Linked DNA regions of Mus musculus: region 1 is linked to region 2. The links are chromatin loops, found by intact Hi-C in ENCODE. Cell type or tissue: left cerebral cortex. All regions are shown on one strand. Links, peaks and the distances in the headings refer to the core of each region. The heading gives the core; the rest is flanking DNA. Region 1 has its middle 130 kb from the start of Cntn3. Region 2 has its middle 310 kb from the start of Chl1.

Region 1 (12,323 bases), core at 3,016-11,015, 610 kb before region 2:
TGGCTTGTGAGAAACTTGAAAGCCACTTGGTTGGACTACCTTAGATTTGAGAATAAAATATTTGAACTTGAACCATAAGAGTGTAGAGGCATATGGACTTCAATGAGTCAGAAATATTCTAGACATTAAAATAAGGAGAGCAGGAAAATTGTGTCTCTTTTCCCTTATTTCTCCCTTAACTGCTCGCTAAATAGAATCATGCAAGCCTCCAAGGCCCTGCATCTGTTGCAATGATTGTTAGATTAGATATTTGGAAAGCACTTCTGTCTTTCCAATTCAGCATTAAATGATATTGGTCCTCTATGCAATAAAAAATTATTTCATAGATATGTACTACACACTGTACACCTCTAGTTATGTGGCATAGTCTCCTTCTGCACATTCTTCACCTATTTACGTAACCAAACTATTAAAAATGAATCAGAAGACATCTATATATTTTAATCAATATCTAATTCATGTCCAGAGAAAATTCTTTTATTTGCCCATTTAACTTTCTTATTATCCACTCATATGCCACTCTGTCTTCCTCTTTTATTTTTTTATAAGTAAACTGCAATTGATTTATAGCAAATTCATTTCATAGCCTGTCACCTCTCTCATATGCCACTCCACATCTTCAGTTCAAAAAACTTGCAACTACACTCTAAATTAAGTACAAATCCAACTCTGCACTCTGGTTACTCTCATTAGTATTCAAGGTTACCGAGCCTTTGATATCAAATAATAGATACCCAAACACAAAGGAAAACCTATTTGTCATAGAAATGTAAAACCCAGTGTTGATATCAATTTCAAACACTCTAGATTCAAAGCCTCAAATCTTCTCTCATCAATACGTGAAACCTCCCTTCTTCCTTTGTACTGAATTCAGTATCTGTTACCTGCTTTCTATTGGTGGCTCCTAACTCTTCCTGACTTGACATTCTCTCAGACTCTATTCTATCTGACAGAGACTGCCCCTCAACAGTTCCAACAGAGATATGAATGAAAGATGCCTAAAGACTAACATCAGTCTATCTTAGATTCTTTCTCTGCTGGCAAAGAGAGAGGATGTTGTGACTAACAAGTCTTGTGTCAGTACTCCCTGCTACAAATGAGGCAAATGCACTTGTATTACATGGATTGTGATATCCACAGGAAAAGTTCTAGAGCCCCTAAACCTGCTTCCATCAAAAGCTACAGCATACAATTTTTTCCTTTTCTTTCCTTCCTCTGTACACCAGGGGAGAAAATTAATAGAGAAAACCCAGGCAAATCTGTTTACAGATCATCTCTGATTTGAGGTGACATGGAATGCATTGGGGAAGATTCTGGGCATGAGTGGAAACCATGGCTTTTGATTCAGATATGAGGATGCTCAGTCCCTGTACTGGCTAGTTTTATGTCAACTTCTTACAAGCAACAGTCATCAGGGAGGGGGGATCTCCAATTGAGAAATGCCTCCATGAGATTCAGCTGTATGGCACTTTCTTTTTTTTTTTTAAAGATTTATTTATTTATTATATGTAAGTACACTGTAGCTGTCTTCAGACACTCCAGAAGAGGGAGCCAGATCTCGTTACAGATGATTGTGAGTCACCATGTGGTTGCTGGGATTTGAACTCTGGACCTTTGGAAGAGCTCTTACCCACTGAGCCATCTCACCAGCCCCTGTATGGCACTTTCTTAAGCAATGATCTATAGGGGAAGGGGCAGCCCAGTGTGGCTGTTTCATTCCTTGGCTGGTGTTCCTGGGTTCTGTAAGAAAGAAGACTGTACAAGCTGTGGGGAACAAGCCAGGAAGAAGCACCTCTCCACAGCCTCTATAACAGCTCCTGCTTCTATGTTCCTGCCTTGCATGAGTTCCTGTCCTCACTGCTTTTAATGATGAACTATTATATAGAACTGTGAGTGAAAGTTTGGTCCTGGTATTTCAACACAGCAACAGTAATCCTAATTAAGACACTTGCTTCCTGAGATGCCAGTTGCTCATTTAAGATTTTGAGTAAACCTTCTATCAGTTCTTAATCAAAACTCCATCTTGAAATGAAGTCTCATTCCCCAAAACAGCTGACTCAGCAGAGACATGACCTCTCTTATGGGAAGGCTTAAATTTGCCTCAGGGTTTCACTGGTTTTGGCCTCCTGAAATGCTTCATCATATATTCAATATAAGTTCAGTGACTTATTGAACATCCCAAAGTACAGATGATAACCTAGTGCTTCCAACCCCTGGGGCCTTCTGTTTTAATTAAGCTCTTCAGACTTTCACAAGGGTACAATGGTCAAATAAGAGTCACAGGATGATGTCTGTTCACCCTCCATCACAGGGTTATACAAAGATCATATTTAAAGACATGTAGTTCTGTTAATCTGTAGAACCTCTCAAAAGAAAATAGGATGCAACAATAAATACGTGTATCAGAAGAATCCTTGGATTCAATCCCATGTCTTTTTCCCATGTGTATGCAATAGAGGAGCACAAGATAAATAAGATTTTTCATTATTTCAATTCTTTAAGATATGTGCTCCTCAAATGTTGGTCTGAGAATAGATAGGAACAGCATCACAAAGACATATTTTAGAAGGTATAGACCTTCATATACCCCCACCCTGGGAGAGTCCTTAGCACCTCATGTCATATATCTATGGCATTAGCTCATAATAGAGCACTGCAAAGAGGAGCCAGTGTCTATCAGCAGAATCTTGATCACTAAATGCTTCAGGATTTGCTTTCCTTACTGGTGTGCTTTACTCCTATTGTCTTGAAGATAACAGTGGAGACAATTCCCAACACTTCCATAAACATCATTTTGATAAAGGGGATAGTAGAGTGTTGTTGACCAGAAAGTAGAGAAAAGGTCTACTGGAAGTGAGTGAAAAGGTTCAAGCAGTAGTGTAGTTGTGGGAATGGGGAAATGCAAAGTATGTGTTAACAAAGTAAAAGAGAATTTGTATGCTTGCAAGCCATATTAAAATATAATATGAAATGGGGAGCACATATGATATGAAAGAATGGGCAGAAGAGTACAGGGAGATAACAATTTAAGGGGGATGAAGATAAAACAAAAAAGGGTTAGGGGATGGGTTTCTCAAAAGTAAGGGTAGATGAAGGAGTCTTACGAAACCCTACTGCTTGAAGGATAATTTAAATATACATTTAAAACATAGTGATACAGAAAGGATTCAGTTGGGATACAGAAGTATCCCACAGGCATGAGCAGTGATGGTTCCAAAGGTATGAGTTATTAAATGGAAATCATAGTGTCAGCCTCAGGATGTTATGGCCATTGCTCCTGTTTGCATGTTTTAAGTAGGTGGTAGGACCCTGATGCTGTCAAATGGTAAGTATACACAAAGATGCAAAATCACCTTGGGAAGTAAACTTATCACAAACGTTTTGGGACTCCATTTTCATGGTTTTGTTTAGGACAATCATTAGGGAATATCTTTCTGTAGTGCTTCAATACATTTTCATGCTTCCTTCCATGAATCTACCTGACCTTAGCTCTCTTCTGTGTTCCTATAGTTGGGGATGAGGATTGATGTTGAAGCCTGTTCTATGAAGCGGACTGAGTCCCAGATAAACAGTAGTTGATTCTACTGAGGCTGAGGTTATCTTTAGTTCTATTATCTCCATGAGCATCACTTGTCAGCACTGCCTTCAGTACCTCCAGGGTTGAGGATGACCTTAGGTTTCAGGCTTCTAAAAATTAATTCCTATTTCATTTCCAATGCAAATGAGGTCCAGTTCCACACCACTGCCAGTTTTGTTTTGTTTTGTTTTGTTTTGTTTTGTTTGGTTTGGTTTGGTTTGGTTTGGTTTGGTTTGGTTTGGTTTGGTTTGGTTTGGTTTGGTTTTGTTTTTCCTGTCAGATTCCAAACTGTCATCCAGAAGTACATCTGAGGCAGGAAATATCAGGGGACCATGTCAAGCATCCATGAAACATTTTCAATTAGTAATTTAATACAATTGTCTCACTTTTGAACTTTCCCAAAGAGCCATTGCTTTTCTGAATTATGTCGTTTGGTAAGTAATAATGCTAAGAATGCACACAACTGAAGTTGAACTTAGTAATCACCCTCCAATCCTAGCTTGTTCTTCCTTCCTAAACACCTTTAACTTCACCTTCTCTCCTTTTGCAAGATTGGTTTTATATTTACTTATCTGTGTCTTTATAAGTGTCTCTGGCCACATCTGTAGCTGAGTGTCTGCAAAGGCCATAGATGGCTTGAGATCATATGAAGCTGGGGTTTCGGGTTGTGAGTGACCATAGGCCAGTGCTGGGAACAGAACTCCAGCTTTGGGAAAGAATAGTAGATACTATTAACTACTAAGCTGCCTCTCCAGCTCCATCTCTGTCATTTTTAAACCTGGCAGAATGCCTCCTTCGGCTTCTCTAGCAGGTTCTGGGCTTCTCAAAAGGACTCACTACATTTGGCTTTGAATTAAATTTTCTGTTCATGCTTTAATCTATCCATGGTAGACTTCTGGAGTTCACATATGGTTTGTACAATCATGTCTACAGAATATTTTTATTTTGTATTTTAATCCTTCTGATACTGTTAGAGTCACGGAGAGGACATTTCTGACATCACTAATCATTGGATTTAGTAAGATCCCAGGGTAGGCATCTGAGCCATGAGGAAGTAGATAATTCATTCTTGTTGAACTGACATGGACTTGTTCTTCTTAAGCTATGTTAGAATTAGTGCCAAAATTTTCAATTTAGTTTAAATAAAAAAAGAATTCAGCCTCCTCAACTTTTTATCTTGATATCTTAAATGAAGGTAGGAGATGAAATTCACACTTCACTTTAACTGCCATGAACTTGCACAGAGTTGAATGGCTGAAAAATAGTTTACTCAATAACTCTCAGTCAGATGGAGCTATCCACAGCAGTGGCATTTATTGGTTTATGTATCTTACTTCAGATGTCTTTCCAAACCCAAGAACTATTAAGTTATTCACTTTGTGTCTTCACTGCTTTGATCATAGCTTCGGGGCCAACACTTATTCTTTCTGTTAAATTAATGAAAGATAAATAATATTCAGTAGTTATATTCAGTTGCAGATAGATCTAATGAATGGATGAATATTACAGAGGGGTGGGGATTCTATTGTATTTTTAAACTATAAATGTAATATTAGTTTGTAAAAAATATTCCTAGAAACTGTGGTTTTTAAAAAGTCATTAATTCATACTCACATATTCGTGGTTGAGTTGATCTAGCTGTGTTTAGTTAGAGAGCAAAGCTTCAAGTGTGGTTCTGACTGGGCACTGCTCCTTGTTGAATTTGGCTCAGTCTGCACTACTTGTGTTTACTCTGAGAATCTGGCTGATGATACAGCAATTACTCAGGATAGTTTTTTCTCACTGTGATGGCAGAGGTCCCAAGGAACGAATCTTCTTACATAAACACACCTGAAGCTTGTGCTTCTGTCATGATATCAGCATCTAGCTGTAGGTAGGGAGGACGAGAACAAAAGACAGAGGAAACCAAAGTGCTGACGACCAAACTCAAGAGTATTGGTAAAAATACACATTGGTTCTGTGAAGAAAACAGAAAAATCTTCAGGCAAAAAGCATAGCTGTAGGCAGGAATGAATTGTAACAAATGTTTCAACCTACCGTATCAGGCGTCTTTAACTTACCTATTTTATATCTAGGATGCCTGTGCTTCATATCCAAAATAGCTAAAGAGGGTTTTATACTGACTCATATTTGAAGATTTCCTGAATTAATTCCAGTTAAGTTGTCTATTTTCTGTACTTAAATTGAAATTTTTTATTTGTGTGTACGGAAATGTTGCTGTACTCTGTACAATTTGTGCAAGGTGCTTACTTACACTAGTTTAATTATTTATTATTTAATTTAACTATATATATTTGATAAATACTTTTATTTGATTTTTATTATTAATTGTTTTTAATTAATAGTGATTTCATGAGCACATTGCCCTGATTTTGCACATTTTCCTAGGGAAATAGCGTCTCGTGATTTCTAACAACCATACCCATCTCTCAGCACTTCACTGCTATGTCATTGCCCTTCTTCATGATCAAGTCCAATACCTTGAGCAGTTAAGAATTATATTTTTGCCTCCATTTCTCAGGGTTTTCAAGTTTACCCATTTCTGTGGTGCTTCCAAGGTTTAATATTGTGCACCCTCTGCTGGGGAAAAAAACAAAGAAAATTCCATCAATTGTGGAAGTGATTTGGGAAAATGGAGAAAAAGCTCTAGATTGGAAGAATGCTGGGCTCATAAAAGTCATTCAGTTTGCAGCTTATTTGCACAACATGTTTCTGTGAGTCTTCGTCATAAACAATGTATTAAGACATTTAAGTGAAGACGCATTAACTTAAAAATACACAAATTCATCATTTATGAATCAAAGAGTTGTGAAAAATTGGATTCAAGCCTGCTTCACAAGTGAATTTTAGGCTATGTTTAATGCATATCCTATGGCAGAGAAGCCAAACCGTCAAGAAAAGAAAGAACTAAAGATCTGAATCACAAAAGCCACGACCTTGTAATGTCTTGGTTTGCCTTGCACAAACAAAGTTTTCATGTTCTGTACTACCAATCTGTTTAGGCATTCATTTTTGCTTATGACTTCTTCTTCAGTGAGGGAAAGAGAAAGAAAGGGCAAGAGCATGGGGTTGGGTAGGGAAGGAGGTGGGGGGTGGGGATCTGGGAGGAGTTGGGGTAGGAGGGGAAGGATATGATCAAATATGATCAAAATAAATTATATGAACAATTAAATAATGAACAAATAAACAAACTTATGGTGTCATCTCTTAAGTACCCAAGGAGCTAAAGAGAACTGCAACCCTATAGGTGGAACAACAATATGAACTAACCAGTACCCCGGAGCTCTTGTCTCTAGCTGCATATGTATCAAAAGATGGCCTAGTCAGCCATCACTGGAAAGAGAGGCCCTTTGGACTTGCAAACTTTATATGCCCCAGTACAGGGGAACGCCAGGGTCAAAAAGGGGGAGTGTGTGGATAGGGGATTGGGGGGGTTGGTATGGGGGACTTTTGGGATAGCATTGGAAATGTAAATGAGGAAAATACCTAATTAAAAAAAAAAGAGAGAAAAAAAAAAAGGTGTCATCTCTTGTGGACAAAGTTACCTGTGGCCAATCCTGATCACCTGGATTCAACTTTCAAAGTACATATTACAGTGGATCTGACTCCTGCAAGGTGTTCTCTGATCCCACCCCCACCACACACACACACACACACACACAGACACACACACACACACACACACACACACATACACACAGGCAGTGAAAAAGGAGAAAAGTATGTTTGCATAACACACACACACACACATACACACAGACAGAGAGAGAGAGAGAGAGAGAGAGAGAGAGAGAGAGAGAGAGAGAGAGACTTAAATTCTATATCCCTTCACAATGCATTATAGAGAATGCTAATAACAGTACATACTGGTATACAATTTCACTTAAAGGTTTCCACATGATGCCAAAGCCAGCCTGAAATTGCTTCAAGTAGCTTGAAAACATAACATAAATCTAAGTTCCATGATACTTTCCATTTAATGGAAGAATACAGCAGTCTCTGTTTTTTCCTCACACATTTAATAATAAGCAAACAATTGCGCCCAAGTGAAATTATCATTTAGAATTCACTATTAGACAGAAGTTTGTCAGGTTCTGACAGAAGTTACTTTCAAATCTTTGTACATAAACATGTGTGACTATGGTAGGTATAATATGGAATGTCATAATACATTGTTGACAGTGGTCAAATTTATCCATGTCCCACACTGCTCGGTAGAATCTACTTTGCCAAGAATATTTCTGACAGTATAGCTGTCCTAGCAACCCATAGCAAAATGCAAGTCTGTTGTTTTTTAATCCAAGACAATGTTTCAGCCCAGAAGTTCTACTTCCAGATGTCTGACAGATACTGGTGTTCTCACTGACAACAGTGGCACCTCTATTGATCATTATCCTTACACCTTCAGTTTTCTTTTCAATTTGTAACATGTTCAGATTCCAGATTCCCCTGACCATGTCTGCTGCTCTGAGGATTGCATCCACTAGTGCCTATGAAGGTAGTTTGACATCTTTGGTAAATATAGCACAAATCCTTAAATGCTGAATCAAATCCAGAAGAATTTTCATCCCAGAAAAGGTAACGGGTCAATTCTTATCACTTCTCCTTTCTTCATTCTCTCCACAAAATAATAAATGATATAGCAATATTACATTTTTGTAAATATTTTAATGGATATTTTCTTTATTAACATTTCAAATGTCATTCCCTTTCCAGGTGCCACCCGTCCAGGAAACTCCTGCCCTATCCATCCTCGCCCTGCTTCTATGAGGGTGTTCTATGAGGTTTAGGAGTTCTCTGGTGGAATTTTTAGGGTCACTTAAGTATACTATCATATCATCTGCAATTAGTGATTTTTAACTTCTTCCTTCCCAATTTGTATTCCTTTGACCTCCTTTTGTTGTCTAATTGCTCTGGCTAGGACTTCAACTACTATATTGAATAGGTAGGGAGAGAGTGCCTTGTCTAGTCCCTGATTTTAGTGGGATTGCTTCAAATTTCTCTCCATTTAGTTTGTTGATGGCTACTGGTTTGCTGTTTATTGCTTTTACTATGTTTAGGTATGGGCCTTGAATTCCTGATCTTTCCAAGACTTTTATCATGAAGGGGTGTTGTCAAATGGTTTCTCAGGATCTAATGAGATGATCAATTTTTTTTCCATTTGAGTTTGTTTATATAGTGGATTATGTTGATGACTTTCCATATATTGAACCATCCCTGCATCCCTGGGATGAAGCCTACTTGATCATGATGGATGATCCTTTTGATGTGTTCTTAGATTTGGTTTGCAAAGATTTTATTGAGTATTTTTGCATCAATATTCATAAGGGAAATTGGTCTGAAGTTCTCTTTGTTGGGTCTTTGTGTAGTTTAGGTATGAGAGTAATTGTGGCTTCATAGAACAAATTGGGTAGAGTACCTTCTGTTTCTATTTTGTGGAATAGTTTGAGGAGTATTGGTATTAGGTCTTCTCTGATTGTCTGATAGAACCCTGCACTAAACCCATCAGGTCCTGGCCTCTTTTTGGTTGGGAGAGTACTAATGAGTGTTTCTATTTCTTTAGGGGATATGTAAATGTTTAGATTGTTTATCTGATCCTGATTTATCTTTGGTATCTGGTATCTGTCTAGAAAATTGTCTATTTCATCCAGGTTCTCCAGTTTGTTGAGTATAGGCTTCTGTAGTAGGATCTGATGATATTTTGGATTTCCTCGGATTCTATTGTTATGTCTCCATTTTCATTTCTGATTTTGTTAATTAGGATACTGTCTCTGTGCTCTAGTTAGTCTAGCTAAGGGTTTACCTATTTTGTTGATTTTTCTCAAAGAACCAGCTCCTGGTTTGGTTGATTCTTTGTATAGGTATTTTTGTTTCCACTTGATTGATTTCAGCCCTGAGGTTGATTATTTCCTGCTCTCTACTCCTCTTGAGTGAAATTGCTTCTTTGCGTTCTAGAGTGATCAGATGTGCTAACAAGCTGCTAGTGTATTCTCTCTCCAGTTTCTTTTGGGAGGCACTCAGAGCTATGAGTTTTCCACTTAGGACTGCTTTCATTGTGTCCCATAAGTTTGGGTATGTTGTGGATTCATTTCATTAAACTTTAAAAAGTCTTTCATTTCTTTCTTTATTTCTTCCTTGACCAAATTATCATTGAGTAGAGTGTTGTTCAGCTTCCATGTGTATGTTTTATGTTGTTATTGAAGATCAGCCTTAGTCCATGGTGATCTGATAGGATGCATGGGACAATTTCAATATTTTTGTGTCTATTGAGGCCTGTTTTGTGACCAATTATATGGTCAATTTTGGAGAAAGTACCATGAGGTGCTGAGAAGAAGGTATATCCTTTTGTTTTAGGATAAAATGTTCTGTAGATATCTGTTAAACCCATTTGTTTCATAACTTCTGTTGGTTTCACTGTGTCTCTGTTTTGTTTCTGTTTCCAGGATCTGTCCATTGATGAGAGTCAGGTGTTGAAGCCTCCCTCTATTATTGTATGCAGTGGAATGTGTGCTTCGAGCTTTACTAAAATTTCTTTTATGAATGTGGATGCCCTTGCATTTAGAGCATAGATGTTCAGAATTGAGCATTCATCTTGATAGAATTTACCTTTGATGAGTATGAAGTTTCCCTTCTTATCTTTTTTGATAACTTTAGGTTGAAAGTTGATTTTATTCTATATTAGAATGTTTACTCCAGCATTTGTCTTGGGACCATTTAATTGGAAAATTGTTTTCCAGCCTTTTACTCTGAGGTAGTATCTGTCTTTGTCACTGAGGTAGGTTTCCTGTATGAGATGGGTTTGCTGTTTATGTAACCAGTCTGTTAATCTATGCCTTTTTATTGGAAAATTGAGTCCATTGATATTAAGTGATATTAAGGAATAGTCATTATTGCTTCCTGTTATTTTTGTCGTTAGAGTTAGAATTCTCTTCATGTGGCTATCTTCTTTTAGGTTTGTTGAAAGATTACTTTCTTGCTTTTTCTAGGGTGTAGTTTCCCTCCTTGTGTTGGAGGTCTGGTGTAATTCTAATAGGTCTGCCTTTATAAGTTACTTGGCCTTTTTCCCTTACTGCTTTTAATACTCTTGTTTTGTTTTGCGCATTTTGTGTTTTGATTATTATGTGACAGGAGGAATTTCTTTTCTGATTCTATCTATTTAGTGTTCTGTAGGCTTCTTGTATGTTCATGGGCATCTCTTTCTTTAGGTTAGGGAAGTTTTCTTCTATAATTTAAATTTTCTTCTATAATTTTATTGATAATATTTACTGGCTATTTAAGTTGGAAATATTTACTCTCCTCTTTACCTATTATCCTTAGCTTCAGTCTTTTCGTTGTGTCCTAGATTTCCTGGATATTTTGTGTTAAGTTATATTTTCATTTTGTATTTTCTTTGATTATTGTATCAATGCTTTCTATGGTATCTTCTGCACCTGAGAGTCTCTTTTGTATCTCTTGTATTGGTGATGCTTATATCTATGTCTTCTGACTTCTTTCCTAGGTTTTCCATCTCCACATTTGTTTCCTTTATGATTTCTTTATTGTTTCACTTCCATTTTTAGATCCTGAGTGGTTTTGTTCAATTCCTTCACCTGTTTGATTGTGTTTTCCTGTAATCCTTAAATGGATTTTTGTGTTTCCTCTTTAAGGGCTTGTACCTGTTAACCTGTGTTCTCCTGTATTTCTACAAGGGAGTTATTTATGTCCTTCTTAAAATCCTCTGTCAGCATCCTAAGATGTGATTTTAAATCCTAATCTTTCTTTTTCAGTGTGTTGAGGTATCCAGGACTTGCTGTGGTGGGAGTCCTTGTTTCTGATGATTCCAAGTAGTCTTGGTTTCTGTTTGCCTTTTGCCATCTGGTTATCAATTGTAGCCTCCCCCAGCTTGAAGTGGGCTGGTGAAGACCTTGTCACCACTGAGGTGGGGCCATCTGAGGTGCAGCTTTCTGACTTGGCTGGCTTCTTTTGAAGTGACAACTGCCTTGCTCTTCTCTGAAATGTTGCTACCTGCCGGAGGTTGAACCTGTCTTCCTGAGACATTACTGAATAAGCAACAGCCTGGGGACCAAGTGCTGACAGCATGGCGACAAAGCACCAAGGATGGACTGGCGGGGGTGGGAGGCAGGGGGGCAGCGGGGGGGGGGGGGCAGAGATGGGCCTTCTCCCTTTTAAGCACAAGCACAGTCTCTTAGTAAACTCTCGGGCCTTGATCAGAGAAAACGTGTCTTGGCCTCATTATTTCTCTCAAAGTCTAGTCTCTTTCAGCCCCAGGCTGCCTTCCAGGAGTACCCAATTCATGTAGGCCAGGCCGGCCTACTACAATAGTAATCTCTAGTGTTAGATGTTCTTGCTGTGTCTGGCTGGAGCTTGTTCTTCCTGTGGGTCTGTAAACCTGTGTCAGCACTCACTGGAGACAAGCTCTCCTTTGACAGGAAAGTTGCACAGAGGGCTACAGAACATCCCCACATCCTAGGTGCAGATGGAGGCAGGAAAGACCCTATCTCAGCTGCTCTGCTGCTTCTGCACCTTGTGCTTGTGTGCTCCTGGCTGGTCCTGCCTTTTGACAGTCACTGGAGAGAAAATGGCAATCTCTCCTGAATCCAAGGGTCAGAGCTTTTCCAATGCCCTTATACCATATCAGCAGAAGAACTCTTGTTTCTTCATCATATAATAAGGGGAGATATCTCACTACTCTTTTAAACAATCTGAAATGAAGGATACCAATATTTCTCTGGGCTTTGTAAGTTCA
Region 2 (12,323 bases), core at 2,949-10,948:
TTCAAGTCCTGGCTACTTTACATCTCTCTGGGGGGATACACCCTATGGGGAGAACAACAAATATTTGATTTTAAGAACAGGACATGAAATGAGTTTCATCTTAATGTGAGTTCCAGGAAAAGATACTAGAGAATGTAGAGCACAATGGAAATGATCAGAGTTTGATTTTAAAACTTGTTCTTTGACTATCAACAGTAAAGAGCAAGATGCTAAAGAAGGATGCCTTCAGGAGTAGTCCAGGTAAGAGACATACAGAGAGAAAGCCAAAAGGACTCACAGAACTGAAAATGAGATTCAAGAAAATAGAAGACTCAATGAAACTGTATCACGTGGTTACAAAATCCTGGAATAGAAACCGGAAGTCTTATCTTGGACAAATTCAAGTACAGAAACACTGGAGGAGTTATTCTATCATTCAACCACATCCAAAACTGAACATGAACTGATGCCAGTCACCATATGGACCACTGGAAATTAATTTTAAAATACAGTAGAAGTTTGGGGATGGAGAGAAAACAATAGCTGAAAGATCTTGTTGTTTGTCAGGAGGACCTGAGTTTCCTTGCTAGAAGCCATCATGTGGCTCAGAATGTCAGGGAATTCTAGCTCCAGGGCGCACAATGCTTTTCTTTAGCTTTTACGGGCACAAGCACACACATAGATTCTAGTCTGTCTCTCTTTGTCTCTCTCTTTTCTCTGTCTTTCTGTCTGTCTCTCTTTGTGTGTCTGAATCTCTCTTGTTCTTTCTCTTTGACACATACACATCCCACACCCCCCACAAATCAATATTAATAACCAAAATAAAATCAGGGTAGCGGCTTTAACTTCATGTTAGGTAGTAGAGTGTTTGCCTCCCATACCTGATGCTCTAGGTGCCATCCTCAATAAGATAACATTAAATGAGTTAATAGCACAGATGAAATATTCTGCCTGGTGACTAGATAGCAGAGTGGTGTAGACTGAAGCTCAGCTGGAGGCCATGATGGACTATGGAGTTACTGCAGGTCATTTGATTGACGGATTCCTTGCCTCTCTTTTAATTTAAACATTTTTGGTTTGTTTTTAGTGTATGTGTGTGTGTGTGTGTGTGTGTGTGTGTGTGTGTGTGTGTGTGTGTGTATGTGTGTGTGTAAAACACCTAATGCTTTACAAAATATCATATGACATCTAAACAAAGATAATGCAGCTCTGGGAAGCCAGTCTGACAGGAGCAAGCCTGCTGCTAGCTGCTGCTCTCTTCCTTCAATCTCTGTGCAGAGCCATGTTTAAATTGGTGAGTCTGCACTCTGTTTCTTCTCACAAGAACCCAATGGGGTTATTTTATTGTTATTGAAGCTGGGCTGAGTGCTGCACTGACAAAGGAAGAGAGCGACCTCAACATCAGTGTCCAAAAAGTAACATAGCACTGGGCAAATCGAAATGGAAAGGCCCCTAACCAGCTTCCCCTCTTACTGCTGATGTGCCACACTTAAAGGCTGCTGGAGCAGTGAGGCCTGCAAGAACCTACAGTGCTGAGCATAAGTGATAATGAATATCATAGTATTTGCATTTATATAGCATGCTTACACTAGGAGCGTGACAGTAACCCGGCAAGGTGAGCTGATCAGACGCTGTTATCTGTGTTGGACAAAAATACTCCCCAGAGGCAAGAGCTTGTGCAAGGAACTGAATGAATGCAAATGCAAGAAGATGAAGCTAATGAGGCTCGGAAATAAGACCTAAAATGTAGATGTGCAGTGGGAAAGAAGTTGCAGGAAATGTCTGTCGTTTGGTTTGGATACTTCCTAATTCTTCCTAATTTATTTTTATTTTATATTTTAAATTAATCACCTTTCAGCGTTTACTTCTCATAGAAGCCTCAAGCTCAAATGTCTGGGAAGTTTATCAGGAGACAGGAATGACTGAAAGAGGTGTGGGCATGAGGGGTAGCTTCCTGTACTGCCTGCATCCTCGTGACTGACCATCCTATAGTTTTCATTGTCATCCAGGTGAAGGAAAGCTGCTTTGCAGAAATGCAACCACAGCATGCATGGATGCTAACATCCCTCAGTAGAAGAGCTGAAAAACCACGGTGGTGTGCTTTGTGGAACCTCTGCCTTTTAATATTTATGAGGAATCTCAAAAGTATATACAATTCCCAAAGGCTGAGAAAAATTCCTTCGGAGGCGGGGATGTGGCTCACAGGCTGCCAATTCTCAGAGGTCCTCATGGGAATCCAAAACTAACAGCCCCTCGTTTAGGAAAATATTGTGCTGGGTATGACGGCTCACACCCATCATGCCAAACACTGAAGCAAAGGAATTAGGGAGAGGTGGAGACAAACACTGGAGCACAGGAGTCAGGGAGAGGTAGAGAAGGAGAGGGAAGGGTGTGTGGCCAGTATTGGGGATGGGGGCTATAGAGAGGGAGGGGAAGGAGGGAGAAGTAGGGAAGAGGAGGGAGGAGTAGGGGGGGCAAAGAACGAAGAGCAAAAGAATAAAATGCAAGGAGAGGGAGTCTCACATATTAAAAGTCTTATAATCTGTTTCTAGAGATATGTTTCCCCAATTTCAGCAACTGCCTTTTGACAGGAAGTGGGGTGATCTCAAGGAAGACCCTTAGCATTTTCAGTTATACACAGAAGCCTTTCATCCCTCTGGTGCCAACTTTTAAATACAGTGCGTCCAAGGATAACCTGTAATACTAAAAGGTAGACACACACAGAAAGTGTGGACTCTTCCTATAAAGACACCATTACGGGAGGGAGCAGGTGACACTGCCACTCCCATGCCAGTAGCTTTTCCTGTCATTTTATGGGTCTATTAATTCAAGTGCCCACAGACCTGATGGCAGTAAAAGTAACTTTATACATAGTTTGGTGAAAAGGAGCATTAGACCTGATTTAGCCACTGAGTTCAATCTAATGCATTCTGAAGGCACTCGTTTTTCACCATTTCCACTGTGTGGGAAATTGGTGAAAGGCAAAAAGTATGACTTTTGAGTTATCATTAATAACTCTAAACTAGATGCACGTGTAAGATGGTCATGGAGCAGTTATCCTACTGAATCCTCTGAGCCAATCCTGTGTTAAGATATCAAGGTGTCAAGGCAGATTATTTTCTAATAAGTAAGATATGGACACAGAAAAACAGGATATAATTATCTCAACTCCATGGAGCTAATGGCTTGTAAGGCCTGTTAGAATCCTTAAATATCCAGGTGGAGTCTTTAGAAAAACAAAACCATAAACTATTGATTCAAAGCATGAAAACGCACACACACAGACACACAGAGACACACACAAACATACACACACACACACACACACACACACACACACATGAATTAGGTCAAGAAATGTCATTCTTTCTATTTCCTTTTCTTTCTGTCCATCTGGGTTATTTTTTTTGTTTGTTTGTTTACATTTTGTTTGTTGGTTTTAGTTTGTTGTTGTTGTTGTTATTGTTGTTTCTATCTTGAGGCACTCCAAATGTAAGGAAGGAGATGTCTTTAGAATGCCTGGTAGAAAAGGTAGCTCAGTCCACTGATGGTTGGGGTGGGGATACAATTTGATATTAAAAATGAAAATGTTGAAGTAATTTGAAAATGTTTGCAACATTTCTTTGCTGGGAGACAATTTATCTCACCAGTTATCCAAGAATTATTTTTTCCTGAAAGAAGACAAGCTAATGGGGGTAAGAAGGAAAGAAAAAAAATCATATTCTGTGACATACAGAAAGAGCTGCTGTCTGCATCTCAGTGTGTAATATGTACTGTGTTTCTCATGTGAAAGAATGTTTTTACAGAAACTTATTCCAAACATAAATGATAATCTCATTGAGTGATATTCACTCTTTCCGGTGAATTATGACCAATTAGTATATTAGAGTAACAGTGGGTAGAGATCAGCATTAAAATAATTAATCTACATAGAATATAAGGCAAGAAAGTAAATAGAGCAAGGGTAAATAGTGATTCAGTTTTATGTGTATGAATGTATTTCAGCGTACAGCGGAATGTGATTTTTCTAACATCATTAAAAATGCTAGGAAGAATGCACTAGCCTGCTTTTCCCACTTTTTAATATTATGAAAGGGAACTGGATATGATGGAGTGCATTTTGTATCTAGGAACTCAGGAGGCAAAGGCAAGAGGTTCTCTGGAAGTGTGAAAGCTGCCTAGTCTGCACAGCAAGCGTTTCAGGCCATCCATGGCTGCATAATGTGTGTGTCTGTGTGTTTGGGTGTGAAAGAGAGAGAAAGACACACACAGAAACAGAGAGAGAGAGAGAGAGAGAGAGAGAGAGAGAACTAATGGTGCTATTTCCATGTAGCATATGCTAGCATATATAGTTTGTGAATCCTTTCTGGATAGTGTATTAATCAACCCCCTGTTGTTGAATAATAAATTAATTCTGTTTTTATTTTCAGAGTTCTTTGTAAAGTCGTCACAGAATCTTTACTTACCCTTCAAACTATTTCAATGGACCTACAGGGGTGACAAAGTACCTAGTGTTTCCTCAGTCTATGAATGTTTAAGAACCCAGCAGTGTAGTTGTTTGTGTTCTGTTTGTTTGTTTGTTTTAGGAAACTATGCCATTTTAAAAGCACTGTTCTATGTAATAGGAAGAGAAACGGTTCTTTGCCTAGAGGACATGACAAGTCCCTGTGGTAGCTCCCATTCTAAGCTTACCCAGTAGAAGTTGTATATCAGTTCAGATCATTATGGGACATGGTTATCAATCCATGATATTTCTGTATACACTGAACCTATGTTGTTGCTGCCTGGATGCAGAGCCATTATAAGCTGTGTTCAAGCTTCTCTATCCTTAACATTGGAGACCTTGAGTCAATTGTGTCTTAATGTACTTGTTATGAATGCAAGCTGATTCATAAACACAACAGGCTCTTCTCGAAGTTCCCTGTTGCTTTTAGTTGGAATTGGTGATGAATAGCTTCTTATACGCAGCCTCTCTTACAGGGCTTGAGTTTGCATTGATTTTGAGAATAGAAATAATGACAAGCAGAAAGGCAGTGGATATATTTTGTGACTTCTTGTGGCCACATTTCCAACTCAGCTCTTTAGAGTCACTATACTTTGTCCATGAGCATTTTAGTACATTTGCCTTGCAGGATAGTTTGAGGAACTTTAGAGAAGTAACTTTCAAGGATTGGTTTAGAACTTGGGTGAATTCCTTTCAATATAGTGGCTGTAGCTCCTGCTCCATGTTGGCTTTTCTCAGTTGGAACACTATCTTAGTTACCTTCTCATAGCTGTGCTAAAATACACCGACAAAAACAACTTGAAGGAAAAACTGTTTGTTTTGACATACTGTTCCATTAAGACAGAATTCATGGTGCCAGGGAAAGCCTGCAATCAGGGGATGAACGACAGGAGCAAGGCGCTTAGCTGGGCATGTGTGGCCAGGAAGCAAGATGGATGAACACTGCTGAGTGATTCCATCTGTGCATGTTAAACATGCTAAGATCCCCTACTCTGGGAATGGCTCTGCCCATAATTAAGGGAAGCCCTCAACATACATAAATGTCTAGAACAATGTCTCTCTGGTGATTATAGATTCTGTCAATTTGGCAATCAACACTAGCAGTCACAGATACCCTGTCCGTTGTTCGCTAACCCCGTCTTGCCTTGAAAAAACATATGGGACTAAAAGATATAAGAAGGTTCCAGAATTACTAAAATGTGGTGGCATTTTTACTTTATGCTTTAAGACTCAAATTATAGAGAACCAATTTATGTGTTTACTGGCAAAAAACCTCACAATTTCTTTGCATTCATATGCAACCATACCTCATTATGTTAAAGTTACACATTGTAGCAATCTCTATATCTGCAATGCACTTAGCTCAACTTCTGAGATTTATTTAGTGTAACAAATAAGGGCAAGTTTATCTAAAGACCAAGAAGTTATCTCTGAGGACGAAAATTCTTCTTTTGAATTAAACTCTTTGTATTTCTTCCATGATTGAATATGAGGACTGAAAAGTGTTTCTTGTAATTATTTCTAGCTGATAGACTCTAAGAGTTTCTTGCAAATTGAAAAAGACCATACCAGCAGGTGGTCACTGTTGTTAAGGGGCTTTCCGGTTTTCCATCTTCACTCAAAAGCATGGAAACTTTTCAAAGGAACTCTGTAAAATATGGGGGCAGAACTCACTTATGTGTATGCAAATAAAAGCCATTCAGCCATCTCAGTGTGAAAGTGTGCACTCTTTTTAGATGTCTCTCTCATCTGTTAAGGTCATGCATGACTGACTCTCATGCAGAAGACAGCAAAGTTTTCCCAGATTCCACACACATGCAAGACATTCAAAGTCTAAAAATTCAACTTCATTACAGAAACTAGAAATAATTCAGGTTAGAGAGCCCTCTAGTGGACTTTTCTGATCATGTCTGAATGTAAATAACAAGGAACAAAAGAGAAAATGATACAAAATGTGTTTTTGAAAAACGGTGCTATGTAGCAAATATTACTTTCTTTTAAATTTTTTTTTAAAAATTAGGAGATGAAAATATATACCATAGCTGAGGTGGGTTACTTCATATAGATGGATAATTCTGAGTATATATCCACAATATGCCACAATATCTCTTCAATATACCACAAAATCAAACTATCAGAGCCAGTAACACGTCAAAGATGCACTTATCTATCTTACTTCTGATTAAGTAAAAATCCTACTTAACATTAGTTAAATTATAACCTGCATAAAAGGCACTACTTTATTATTACCCTCAATCCAAACTGACATTATGGAAAATACTAGAAACGAACAACAAGAACAATCAATCAATCAATCAATCAAATATCCTGTCGACCACACCTTGATACAGTGTTTTCCAAGACATTTTCTGACATAAAAATGTTAGCAGACAGAGAAGACATACAAATCCAGGTCACAGTATTATGTCCTTGCCTTGACCACAAATCCCTAGAAGTATACAGAGTAAAATCCAAAGACTCTCCCATACTTGCCTGAGCTTTTGGCAGGGAAGTCCTTCACCAAAAAGTGCTGCATTCTATACACCATGGTTATAATGATAAAGAAGTCAGGAGAATTTTTTAATCTATATGCATGTTACAAAATCCAGTGCCCCTTATTTCCTTATGTTTATTGAAATGTCCAGTTTCTATTTTTTTCACATTGTAATCATATCTGTATAGTTTAGCTGAAAAGTACTTAGTTATTGCCTCTGTATGGCTAATTTCATATCCTTACTGAGTGAGAGTACCTTGAAAACATAGAGAACATCTTGCTAAATTTCCACAACTCTCTGTCCTCGTCTCTTACCCTTTCTCCCTATATTGTACAACTTTCCTGTTTCTTCATGTTTCCAATTTTTTTAATCTTTTATTATTTATTTATTTATTTATTTACACTTCAGATTTTATTAATCCCCCCCACCCTGGTCCACTCTCCAACCTATTCACATCTCATATCTCCTTCCAACACCCTATCTCCATGAGGATGACCCCAACCCACCTGCCACACAATCAGACCTCTAAACTCGTGGGCCTCCCATCTCTTGATGGTTAGGTGCATCTTCTCTGACTTAATCCAGACCCAGCAGCCCTCTGCTGTGTATGTATTGGGGGCCTCATATCAGGTGGTGTATGCTGCCTGTTTGGTGGTCCAGTGTTTGAGAGATCTCGGAGTCCAAGTTAATTGAGACTGTTGGTCCTCCCACAGGGTCACCCTTCTCATAACCTTCTTCTAGCTTTTCCCTAATTCAATCATGGGGCTCAGCAGCTTCTGTCCATTGGTTGGGTGCAAGTATCTACATCTGACTCTTCCAGTTGCTTGTTGAGTCTTTCAGATGACAGTCAAGATAGGTCTCTTTTTGTGAGCACTCCATAGCTTCAGTAATAGTGTCTGGCCTTGGGACCTCCCTTTGACCTGGATCCCACTTTGGGCCTGTGGCTGGACCTTCTTTTCCTCGGGCTCCTCTCCATTTCCATCCCTGTAATTCTTTCAGACAGGAACAATTTTGGGTCAGAGTTTTGACTGTAGGATGGCAACTGCTTCCCTTCCCTGAGGCCCTGTCTTCCTGCTGGGTGTGGGCTCTATAAGTTCCCTCTCCCTATTGCCCAGCAATTCATCCAATGTTCCTCTCTTTGAGTCCTGAGATTCTGTCACCTGCCAGTTCTCTGGTGCATTCTGGTGGGTTCCCCCAAACTCTGACTTTCTGAGGTGTCCTGTTTCCATTCTTTCTGCTGTCCCTCAGGGCTTCAGTGTTTTTTTACTTCATCCAATACCAGATCATGTGCCCCTCTTCCCCCTCCCCCAATCCACTTTACCTCCCCATTTGTGATTGCTTGCTTCTCCCTCCCAAGTGGGACTGAGGCCCTTCAGCTTGTTGACCTTTTTTGAGTTCTGTGGTCTGTATCTTGGGTATTCAGTACTTTTTCTTTTTTTCCTTTTTGGTAAATATCAACTTATTAGTGAGTACATATCATGCATGTCATTTTGGGTTACATCTAATAGAGGGCTAATATCCAAAATATATAAAGAACTCAAGAAGCTAACTACCAAAATAAAAAACAAACAACCCAATGGAAAAAATGGGGTATAGAACTAAATCAAGAATTCGCAACAGAGGAATCTCAAATGGTTGAGAAGCACCTAAAGAAATGATCAAAGTCCTTAGTGACCAGAAAAGTGCAAATCAAAATGACCCTGAGGTTCCACTTTACACCAACCAGAATGGCTAAGATCAAAACCTCAGGTGACAACACATGTTGGTGAAGATGTGGAGAAAGAGGAACACTCCTCCATTACTGGTGCGATTGCAAACTGGAAATCAAACTGGAGGTTTCTTAGAAAATTGGAAATAGATCGTCCTGAAGACCCAGCAATACCACTTTTGGGAATATACCCAAAATATGCCACAGGGGTGTGTGTGCCACTATGTTTGTGTATGTGCCAGCCTTGTTTGTAAGAGCCAGAAGCTGTAAACAACTCAGATGTCCCACGACAGAAGAATGGATACAGAAAATGTAGTTGAACAGAATGGAATACTACTCCTCTATCAAGAACTAGGACATCCTGAGTTTTGCAGGCAAATGGATGGAACTAGAAAATATTCTACCAATTATTTTAGGGTCCCCAATGGTAAGGGACAAAGTAGGTGGCACCTTAGGAATGACTGCAACCAGTAATTACGCTGTAGACTCTTGGGTCCTGAGCCTTAATTCTGTTTTAATGCTGTCTTTCTTTGAGCACCTGTCTTTTTCTCCCACTCCACTACTCCTCGTTTACTATCCAAATTCCAGTCAATTTTGTCAGTGAATAAGAAGCACTTTTCAGAGTCAGTGTTCTCAGTATGGTTATTTACTTGGGCCAAAAAATTTGAGTGTAATCATAAATGAATTCCATTCATTCAGATTTATTCACCAGGCTGACATTTTCTTTCATTAAGAAGGAAACAGAAACAGTAGTGGGAATGTTATTGATTGGGTTACCACCCACAGAAATGAAGATTTCCATTCCATCTTTTAACTGTGATGCCTTCCTCTGATGGTTTGTAGCACTATTTCATTATGATAATCATAAGAATTTCCTCTAAATATTATTATTTTGAAAGAAAGTGGGAAAGAGTAGTTGGGGGTTTACAAGAGGGGGATTATTTGGAATAGGGATGTGAAGGGAGAAAAGAAGCTACAAAAATACACTTGGTTTGAAAATATCACAATGCTGTGTAAAGCCTTGTATGATATTTTTAAAATTAAGAACTTTTTCAAGCTCTCATTATTCATAAATTTTGATTTCTCTTGAAATGATGATAAGTATATCAACATAGGATTCTTTGAATTTTGTTTTCTTCGTGTGCACACAGTCTGAAAAAGGGCTGCTGAGGTTCTTTCTCAAAAGAACTAAGAAAGCACTAGGTGATATTCTATGAACTAGTTTGGACCCCTCTTGTCTTCTAAAGGGAAGCACAGGTTGAGGCCTACGTCCTCTATTTCCTAGATAAGCCGTGTATGCCTTATGCTTCTTAACTTTCTGTGCCTGTCTTGACACAGAGGTAAAGAGATTGAGTGGTTTTGAGAATTTTCTTCTGATATTATGCATTTGTGAAAACCCAAGACCAATTATACCAACAATCCCTGCTTCAAGTAAACCTACCTTTTCAAGTGATTTTTATTTCTTTTTATTTTTAGTATCTTACACACAGGAAATCTTTGCATATAGTTTTTAAAGTTTATATACAGAATCACCCCCTCCTTCGCCCATATATACTTCCCAGACTGAGGCTATGTAAAATCCATAGAAACCTTTAAGCACCCTGTGCCTTCTTCCTGCCAAGTCATAACCTTTTAAAGGTAGCTCCATGCTGTCTATCAGCACAGTTTAATTTTGCCAGGAGTACTTTCCACAAATGAAATCCTACAGAATGTGCCCCATTTGTGAGTATTCAGTTTATAACAATCAATCAAATGAATATGTGTGCAAGTGGTTTACTTAATTTCAGTCCTGTGTCATGTCTGTGACTATATTCCAGTTTATCAAATCTACTATGGAATGTGGTTTTCTTTTTTCCCATTAGGAGGCATTATGAACAAATATGCTATGAGTGTTTGTATATGTGTTCTGATAGACATACAGACATAAAATGACTTTTGGTGTAGTTCAAAGTGTACACAATGTTTACTGCAGGACATTTGGGGAAGTGATTATCTAAAGTGGTTGTGCATATTTACCTAGTTCTGTCCCACATTTCTCTTATACATACTGACACATAAAGAATAATTGGAAAGTAAAATAATTGGGAAAATAAAACCACATATCACTTTCCTCATTTCTTTTGCTTTATGTTCATGTTTTAGAAGAACCAACCAGTTAAACATGCAACAAATAACTCAGTTCTTTAAAGAAGTCTCTAGTTCTTCTAGCAGTGTCTGTGGTATCTGCAGCTAATGCATTAAATGGGAGGTGATGTTGTTTTAATTAATGTGATTGTTATAATCGTCACACAACTTACAAATGGATCAACTCATTGTGTTGTTCATGTTGAATACAGAAAGTTTTGATTTGTCAACAAAATACGCTCAAATTAAAAAGAAAGCAACATGAAAGTTGTCTCTTCTCTAGATGTGCCAAGACCACTGTACTGATGAATTCTGCAGCTGTGATAGCCTGGGGATAACCCAACAAGACCAAGCTAATCAACACTGGGGATGACCCCACAAGACCAAGCTAATCAACATTTCAGTATAGTGGAGGGAAGAGGCAAATGAGCTCCCTCCTACAGCTGAGGGGTTATTTTTTATTAGATATTTTCTTTATTTACATTTCAAATGTTCCCCTTTCCTGGTTTCCCCTCCAAAAAGCCCCTTTGCTTTCTCTCTTCTCCTGCTCACCAACCCACCCACTCCAGCTCCTGGCCTTGTCATTCCACTATACTGGAGCATAGAACCTTCACAGGATCAAGGGCCTCTCCTCCCATTGATGCCCGACTAGGCCATCCTCTGCTACATATGCAGCTAGAGCCATGATTCCCACCATGTGTTTTCTTTAGTTGGTTTAGTCCCTGGGAGATCAGTGGGGGTTGGGGGGTACTGGTTAGTTCATATTGTTGTTCCTCCTATGGGGCTGCAAACCCCTTCTGCTCCTTAGGTCCTTTCTCTAGCTACTTCATTGGAGACCCAGTGCTCCATCCAATGGATGGCTGTGAGCATCTACTTCTGTGTTTGTCAGGCACTGACAGAGCCTCTCAGGAGACAGCTATATCAGCCTCCTGTCAGCAAGCTCTTGTTGGCATCTGCAATAGTTTCTGGGTTTGGTGACTGTATATAAGATGGATCCCCAGGTGGGGCAGTCTCTGGATGGTCATTCCTTCAGTCCAGCTGAAGAGTTATTAACAGTTGTTGACCAGTAGCTTTCTTAGGGGGAATATCTCTTTTATTTTGAACATACTCCAGTGGCATACATCCACAGGCATGAGTATATGGCCAGACTAATTGGTCTCAGGGGTTTTAAAAATTAAACAAATAAAAAGATGAAAAATTGTGATGCAGATGTGAGAGAGAACTAAGGTAAAGATAGAGAGAGAGAGAGAGAGAGAGAGAGAGAGAGAGAGAGAGGGAGAGAGAGAGCGAGAGTATAAATTTGGTTGAAATATATTTTACATGTACATGAAACTCTCAAACAATAAATTAAAATCATTATATTAAAGGAAAATGAGAATTTGAAGTTTAAAAAATTACAGCAGTAAATTCTAAAACAACAAATATTTGAAATAAATATATACATATGTCAAATTATTTTAAAAAAAAATAGGACAATCAGGGCTGGAGAGATCAGACATCAGCTGAGAGCAGC

The links. Peaks named below come from ENCODE experiments on the same cell type or tissue, not always from the same donor. Only the 100,000 strongest peaks of a DNase experiment are listed, where the experiment ranks them.
Region 1: a loop joins it to region 2, with 2.2 times the contacts of the local background. A loop is called at or near these places in 3 of 42 quality-filtered maps.

What each region holds. Positions count from the first base shown.
Region 1 is chr6:102,584,202-102,596,524 of GRCm38, forward strand. No RefSeq gene overlaps it. Among named protein-coding and RNA genes, the nearest start is that of Cntn3, 130 kb to the left of the region's middle. In left cerebral cortex, for the core only: a CTCF peak has its summit at 6,163 (motif pointing left); a DNase peak (open chromatin) is centred at 6,174.
Region 2 is chr6:103,195,499-103,207,821 of GRCm38, forward strand. No RefSeq gene overlaps it. Among named protein-coding and RNA genes, the nearest start is that of Chl1, 310 kb to the right of the region's middle. In left cerebral cortex, for the core only: a CTCF peak has its summit at 6,374 (motif pointing left); a DNase peak (open chromatin) is centred at 6,341.